2 separate regions of the Homo sapiens genome follow, and region 1 is linked to region 2. Evidence: chromatin contacts called from ENCODE Hi-C or POLR2A ChIA-PET data. All regions are on one chromosome and are shown on one strand. Each heading gives the region's core, a stretch centred on a gene start or an enhancer-like site at or near the end of the contact. The rest is flanking DNA. Distances are from core to core; before and after follow the strand shown. Region 1 has its middle 95 kb from the start of LINC02104. Region 2 has its middle 45 kb from the start of FYB1.

Region 1 (3,729 bases), core at 347-2,846, 350 kb before region 2:
CACGATGCCTGGCTAATTTTTTGTATTTTTAGCAGAGAAGGGGTTTAAACATGTTGGCCAGGCTGGTCTTGAACTCCTGACTTCGTTATCCACCTGCCTCGGCCTCCCAGAGTGTGGGGATTACAGGCTTGAGCCACTTTGCTGGCCTGTTAAATTTTTTTTATTTAAAATTACTAAAAGTTGTTCTTTGATCAATTATGAACAGGTATTAATGAACAAATGTGACTATGCTATCCATTAAATATGAATACACAAAGAATAAGTTTTCTTAATTAGTAATTCTTTCCAATTTTCAGAAATTAAGGATGAAACAGACACTAATAATAACAGTCTTATTCATTACTGTGACAGATCAATATGTGGTTAAGTTTTCATTTCCTTTGTTTTAGAAAATGCACCAATAAAATTTAGAAGTATTAGCCCATTATTCTTCCTTTCTATGCTGTTACCTTTATTTTATTTTTCATGTTTTTTTAGTGACATAATTTGTACTTGTGTGAAGTGCAGTAACTGGGAATTCTCGTTGTCTTTTTTTTTCTGGCCACTGGTCCTATTGGCTTATTAATTTTATGATTGGTATTTAAAACATTTTGTTATATAGAAGGAGGGTTTTGCTAAAACCCAATTATCCACTTCAAATAGTACCAGCAAACAGATCCAAACAACATCAGAATAGAATAAGGTCTGAGAATTAGTAAAAATCTTGTTGAAGGTCATGCTTTACTCCCAGACCAGGAGGATCCAATTGTTAGCTGAATTACACACTCAAAAAAAAGAAATAGGGGTCTAAGTATATGTCGGAAATGAGGTATTTTATATGGAAACCAGAATAACCAAAGTTTTATATCTAGAAAAGGAAATATTTTTCTACTAGTCTGCTTCCAAGAATTGTTCTTCCCAGCCAGGCACAGTGGCTCACGCCTGTAATCCTAGCACTCTGGGAGGCCAAGGCAGGTAGATTGCTTGAGCTCAGAAGTTCAAGACCAGCCTGGGCAACATGGTGAAACCCTGTCTCTACTAAAATACAAAAAATCAGCAGGGCATGGTGGTGGGTGCCTCTAAACCCAGCTACTCAGGAGGCTGAGGCACAAGAATTGCTTGAACCCAGGAGGCAGAGGTTGCAGTGAGCCAAGATTGGGCCACTGCACTCCAGCCTGGATGACAAAGTGAAACTCTGTCTCAAAAAAAAAAAAAAGAATTATTCTTCCCAAATGCATTATCTTTTCAAATAGTATACTGGTTATTACGATTTTCTTTTCCTGCCTAAAACATATTGGCTTATTACTGCAATACTAGTCAGGGAGAGGGGGTAATGCAGACAGAAAATTCAAAACACAGCCCTAGTTATATACCAGACATACTGAAGTGTGGCATGCAATGTTTACTTTAGCAGTTGGAGTAGCAAAGTCTCCGGGGGCTCTGCCAAATATGGACACAATATATTGTCTTCCAAAGCCTATATATGTTTCATTTCTATTTAGTTAGTCCCAACTTTAATGGATTATGTTCCAGAAGTCCATTTATTGAGCCTGTTTGGATTTGTACTGCACTTTCCCAGAGAAATGGGATGGGTGTGTCCCCAGGCCTGCCCACAAACTCATTTACTCATAGAAGGTTAGAGCTGGGAAGACTGAAAAAATCAACTAGTCCAACCATTTTAAAACCATAATGTTGGCCAGGGGCAGTGGCTCACGCCTGTAATCCCAGCACTTTGGGAGGCCGAGGCAGGCGGATCACTTGAGGTCAGGAGCTTGAGACCAGCCTGGCCAACATGGTGAAACCCCATCTCTGCTAAAAATACAAAAATTAGCCGGGGATGGTGGCAGGCGCATGTAATCCCAGCTACTCGAGAGGCTGAGGCAGGAGATCATTGCTTGAACCCAGGAGGCAGAGGTTGCAGTGAGCCGAGATCGCGCCACTACACTCCAGCCTGGGTGGCAGGGCAAGACTCGGTCTCAGAAAAAACAAACAAAGAAACTAACCAAAAAACCCATAATCTTGCCGAAACTGTAATAATACTTGTCCCAAGAGAGCCCTTGGGGACCTTCTTACGTTCACTGAGGCTTCTCTGTGCCCTGACAGGGCCAGTTATTTTAGGTTTCAGATGACAACATCCAGGGAGCTGTACCAGGAACTGGGTTGATCCTGGGAAAATCCTTGTGGCAATAAGAACATCCCCTAGGTTTGAAGCTCGAGCATGCCCAGGGTAGAAGGGTTTCAGTAGGAAGCAGGATCTCTCAGTCAAGAATTCTCTACATAAAGCCTGTTTTATCTATTGTATTAACAGTTTTCCTTGAATGACTTGACGATACACTATGATTCCCTTGAACAGGTGAAGAGAGGAAACATCCCCACAATTGGCCTCAAGACACTGTGCCTAGTCCTGGAAACTTGGAGTAGTAGGACTGTCACAATGGACAGCGTGGGCAATCTCATGTCATTTCCCAAATACCAGGTTCAGGATTCTTTATCAGCATTTATAGACTCCATACAACAGGAGGAATAAGGCAGGCTTCATCCTTAAACTGCAGAATCCCAATGAGGCAAAATAGTATCAATCTCTCCTCTTTGCAAAAGAGATCTCAGGATAAGATTGTTCCACCTTCTTTTTTAAATCCATACTCCTTTTAGTTAGTCATCTAAAGAAACTCTTCTCTCTCTCATTCCCATTAAAGTCACTTACTTTCTGATAAGATGACATGGACTGCCATGAAAAATTACCGTTCTGAGACCAATTATGATTTTAACTATGATATTAACTATGATTCTGTTAACATTGTTATTGTCATCAGTTTTATTTTAAATCTGGCCCAGTTGTTTAGATCATTTGGTTTCCTCTCTGATTTGCCATAACCATGTAAATTTTAGCCATATTTACATAAAGCAACATCTCCTGATGTACTACAAGTACCATTAATTTTTCTAAATTTGCTTCTCTTTAAATGTTATTTTGGTAGTGTTCAAATTGAAACAAGTCTCCAATTTGTTCAAATAATTCTTAAATCTAATTCTTCTCTCCAAAGGGCAGACTTCCTCCTCTTCCTTCCCCTGTTCTCCACTCACTATTATATTGTGAAAACAGGCCATTTCATCATCAACATCAAACACATAAATGTTTAATATCAATTCCTAGAACTTTTCACTACCCAACAAATTCATGGAGAGCAAGCATCTTATTTATTTATTTATTTTACTTTATCTTCCTTTCCCTTCTATTCCTCCATCCACAAAACACAAGTAAACTTTCCACTTAATAGGTAAGGATATGATGTGCTAAACAAAGTTATTCATTGAGATTCTTTCACCAGACTCATTAACTACCCATCATTAATACGATTGTCCACTTATTATTCTATTGTTCTCCCCCAACTAATTGATGAAGATGTAAAGCACATTGAATCTCAAGTGAAAATATATTACCTTCAGTCATATCAAATTTGTTGCTACATGGTAGTTGTTTTCTTTCAAGTCAAATATCACGAAACATAATATCCAGAACACACTAAGCCTGGACTTTAATTTTCTGAGACTTGTTTCCTGACACTGGGCTGTGAACATCACTCAAACAGTAGATTTTGTACTCTCTACTAGAGCAGAGAGAGTCTGAAATTTAAGTGGCTTAACAATTTCCCTAAATACAACACTGTGCTAAATAACTAGTGTTATCTTTTCTAGCATGGCCTAAAAACTATGATTGTAAAAGATCTGATGCAGTACATCAAGTGACAA
Region 2 (3,613 bases), core at 88-2,587:
AATTTTTTTTTGTATTTTATGCATAAACCTTAGGTCAGTAAAAAAAAAAAAAAACAGTAAAAATTGTGTTTGGGGTTTCTGGTTTGTTTTGTTCCTTTCATCCAGTTTTTAAGCTACATGGGAGCTCCTGAAAGGAGTGTAGTCAAATTGCACTGTCACTCATTCATTCAACAAAGGTTATTTGAGCTCCTACTTCAAGTCTGCACTCTGCTAGTCATTGGAATGCAGGGTGAACAACACATGGTGTCCAGGCTTCCCACGGGTTACACTTAGGGTAGTGGTTCTCAAACTTTAGCATGCATGAGAATCACTGGGAGGGTCAAGGATGGGGCCTGGAAATGTGCATTTCTTTTATTCATTTATTTATTTATTTTTGAGACAGAGTTTTGCTCTTGTTGCCCAGGCTGGAGTGCAATGGCGTGATCTTGGTTCACTGCAGCCTCCGCCTCCCAGGTTCAAGCCATACTCCTGCCTCAGCCTCCTAAGTAGCTGGGATTACAGGTGCCCACCACCATCCCCAGCTAATTTTTTTTTCTTTTTTTTTTTTTTGAGACAGAGTCTTGCTCTGTCGCCCAGGCTGGAGTGCAGTGGCGTGAACTCAGCTCACTGAAAGCTCCGCCTCCCGGGTTCACGCCATTCTCCTGCCTCAGCCTCCTGAGTAGCTGGGACTGTAAGCGCCCGCCATCACAACTGGCTAATTTTTTTTTTATTTTTTAGTAGAGATGGGGTTTCACCATGTTAGCCAGGTTGGTCTCGATCTCCTGACCTCATGATCCACCTGCCTCGGCCTCCCAGAATGCTGGGATTACAGGCGTGAGCCACCACACCTGGCCAGGCCCAGCTAATTTTTTGTATTTTTGGTAGAGATGGGGTTTCTCCATGTTGGCCAGGCTGGTCTTGAACTCCTGACCTCAGGCGATCCACCCACCTCGGCCTCCCAAAGTGCTGGGATTACGGGTGTGAGCCACCGAACCCGGCCAAAAATGTGCATTTCTAATAAGTTCTCAGATGAGGCTGACGCTGCTGGTCCAGGGCCCACGCTTGGAGAACCACTTTTCCTGGGAAGTAATAGATCAAAAACATCAAAGTGAACAAATAAATAAAATACCTTGCACTGAGCTCTGAAGGAGGCAAATGAGGAGCTGAGATAGAAAATGGAGGGGAGAAATCCTCTTGAGAGAGGTGTCTGGTCTCTGATGAGGGGATGTTCAGGCTGAAGCAGTAGTTCTCTACTCTGGCTGCACATGGGAATCACTACAGCAGCTTATAAAACATCCCTCTTCTCAGGCCCCGAAACCAATGAAACTGAAACTTGAGGTGGGGCTCAGTGAGGGTTGAGCATTGCTACACCAAAAAGTGAGAATGAGTTGGGCATGGGGTAAATGGGGGTAGAAAGCATTTCAAGCTGAGGAAGTGGCAGGTGCAAAAGAGGTGAGGCAGGAGAGAGCTTGGAGCTGTAAAAAGACCAGGATGGCTGGAGAATAGGCAAGAGAAGAAGAGAGTGACAAGAGATGGCTTTATGGAACAGGCAGTGGCCACATGAATGCTGGGTCTTAAGGCTGCCTTAGTCCATTTGGGCTGCCATAGCAAAACACCTTAGACTGGGTAGCTCGTAAACAACAGAAATTTATTTTTTACAGTTTTGCGGGCTACAAAGTCCAAGATCAGAATGCCAGATTGGTCATAGTCTTGTAAGGGCCCTCTTGCAGATTGCAGACTGCCAACTTCTTGCTGTGTCCTCACATACCAGAAGGAACAAATAAGCTCTTTTGGCTTCTCCTATAAGGATTATTATTATCCCATATGCATTAAGTGTGGATGGCAGCTCTATGCAAAAGAATGTTCATCTACCACTGCTTGAAATTGAAAATAATGGCAACAAGTCAAATGTTGGATTGAACTGCATGTGTCCAAAGGGATATGTCTTGAAAATATCCGAATGTAGAGTGAAAGAAGGCACAGAGTGAGGGCTCTGTCCTTACATCCAAGCACCTCCCCAAAGGCCTCACCTTCTAATACCATCATCTTGGAGGATAGGATTTTGACACATGAATTTTGGAGGGACACAAACATTCAGACCTGGAATTTGATCATACTGTTCACCAGAGCAGCCACTGGAGACACCTGAGCTGAGGAGTGGGTGCCATTACCTGCTTCATATTTTGAGGGTAGGGCTACTTCTGAAGTGACGTGCATCCTCTCCAGATAGCCTTGATCCTGGCTTGGGCCTTAAATATTGGCTTTGTTCCTGTTCTCCCTCAAAAGTGTGGCCCCAAATTTGACTACATCCAAGTTAGAAAGTAAGTACAGAATTTCTGAGGGGAACAGGTCCTAAGATGTGAAAATAAATAAACTGTAGGCCATGATGGAAGCCCCAGTTGAGAACTGGTGTCCCAGGGAAATCTGAGAGTATGGAAACGGAGCTAGAAGGTTCCCTGTGAGGGCTGGAGTTCTGATCCACTTCCTTCAATTAGAGAGGTGATTTTTTTTTCTTTTAGGTAAGCTGTGGAGGCCAATCATAGTCCTGAGTGATAGGCTAATATCACTCCACACACTTCCCTGTTGCCATCCCTGGCCTATTCATATCCTCTCCTTCTGCAAAAGAGGACACCTACCTTCTGCAGCAAGATCTATCCCACTGTGTTAAAAAAAAAAAATCCTGTACTATGACAAGTTAGTTTTAAGCCAAGGATAAGAGGCTCAAATTCTAGCTGATATCTTGCACTCATATAACACATCAGTGCATCTAGGAGGAGATGTGAGACACTTCTTAGAGCATGTGTTAGAATACACTAAATTTGTGGCACCCTTGCTCTTGAAGTGGGTAGGCATGGGGCTCCAGTTCTTGATTCGGCAACTTCAATATCACTTCCCCAATTCTAGCACTCCATTCCATCCGCCCTTTCTTTTCTCTCATGTCCTTCTCTTTTTAAATTATTATGAAACACATAATACAACAAATGCTCATATACTCACAACCTACAATTAATGCATATTACTGTTCTGGCATCTATTTTAAAACTAAAAAAGAGAAAATTAAAGTCCCTTTCTGCCCTTTTCCAGTTCTATGTCCCTCCTTCCCACAGCACAGAAACAACTATTTTTAAAGTGCCTTTCAGAATAGCCTTCCCAGCCATGGTTTTATGCTTTGATTTTATCTGTGTGTATCCATAAAACTTATAATATCTCCAAACATATAGTATTGTTTTGCCCAGATTTTTTTTCATGATTTCTGCACTTTGCCTTCTTTCACTCTACATTGGGTTTTTTTCAAGAATATCCCTTTGGACACATTCAATCTATTGAATTGCTGTGTAATTCTATTGTAATTTATTCATGTATTCTCCAACATTTGATTTGTTGCCATTATTTTCAATTTCAAACAGTGGTAGATGAACATCCTTTGGCATAGAGGGTATGAGAACCTTCAAGTTTATCTAACATTAGCAACTTGTTCTTTAAGGTCATTGTAATGATTTACCTCCCATCAGCCTTCTACAAAAGTTGCCATTTCTCTACATCATCCCTAAAACTTGACATTGTCATATTTATTGATAGAGTTTTGACAATTTGTTACACGTAAAACTGTACTTCATTATTGTTTTAGTTTTAA

Evidence for each region. Hi-C counts contacts between places; a loop is a spot of excess contacts on that map. ChIA-PET counts read pairs that join two places held with the same protein, here RNA polymerase II (POLR2A).
Region 1: a loop to region 2 is called in a map of mesothelial cell of epicardium, with 28 times the contacts of the local background. The contact joins two enhancer-like sites. A Hi-C loop is called at or near these places in 1 of 168 maps with a recorded cell type or tissue (mesothelial cell of epicardium). POLR2A ChIA-PET finds 5 or more read pairs at or near these places in 1 of 52 experiments (activated CD8-positive, alpha-beta T cell).

The regions. Positions count from the first base shown.
Region 1 is chr5:39,614,063-39,617,791 of GRCh38, reverse strand. No RefSeq gene overlaps it. Among named protein-coding and RNA genes, the nearest start is that of LINC02104, 95 kb to the right of the region's middle. Within about 2 kb of position 1,596, at least 2 of the 41 ENCODE cell types and tissues checked have a DNase peak (open chromatin) inside an H3K27ac peak, as active enhancers do.
Region 2 is chr5:39,262,420-39,266,032 of GRCh38, reverse strand. It overlaps a transcript of FYB1 not described here. Among named protein-coding and RNA genes, the nearest start is that of FYB1, 45 kb to the right of the region's middle. Within about 2 kb of position 1,337, at least 3 of the 41 ENCODE cell types and tissues checked have a DNase peak (open chromatin) inside an H3K27ac peak, as active enhancers do.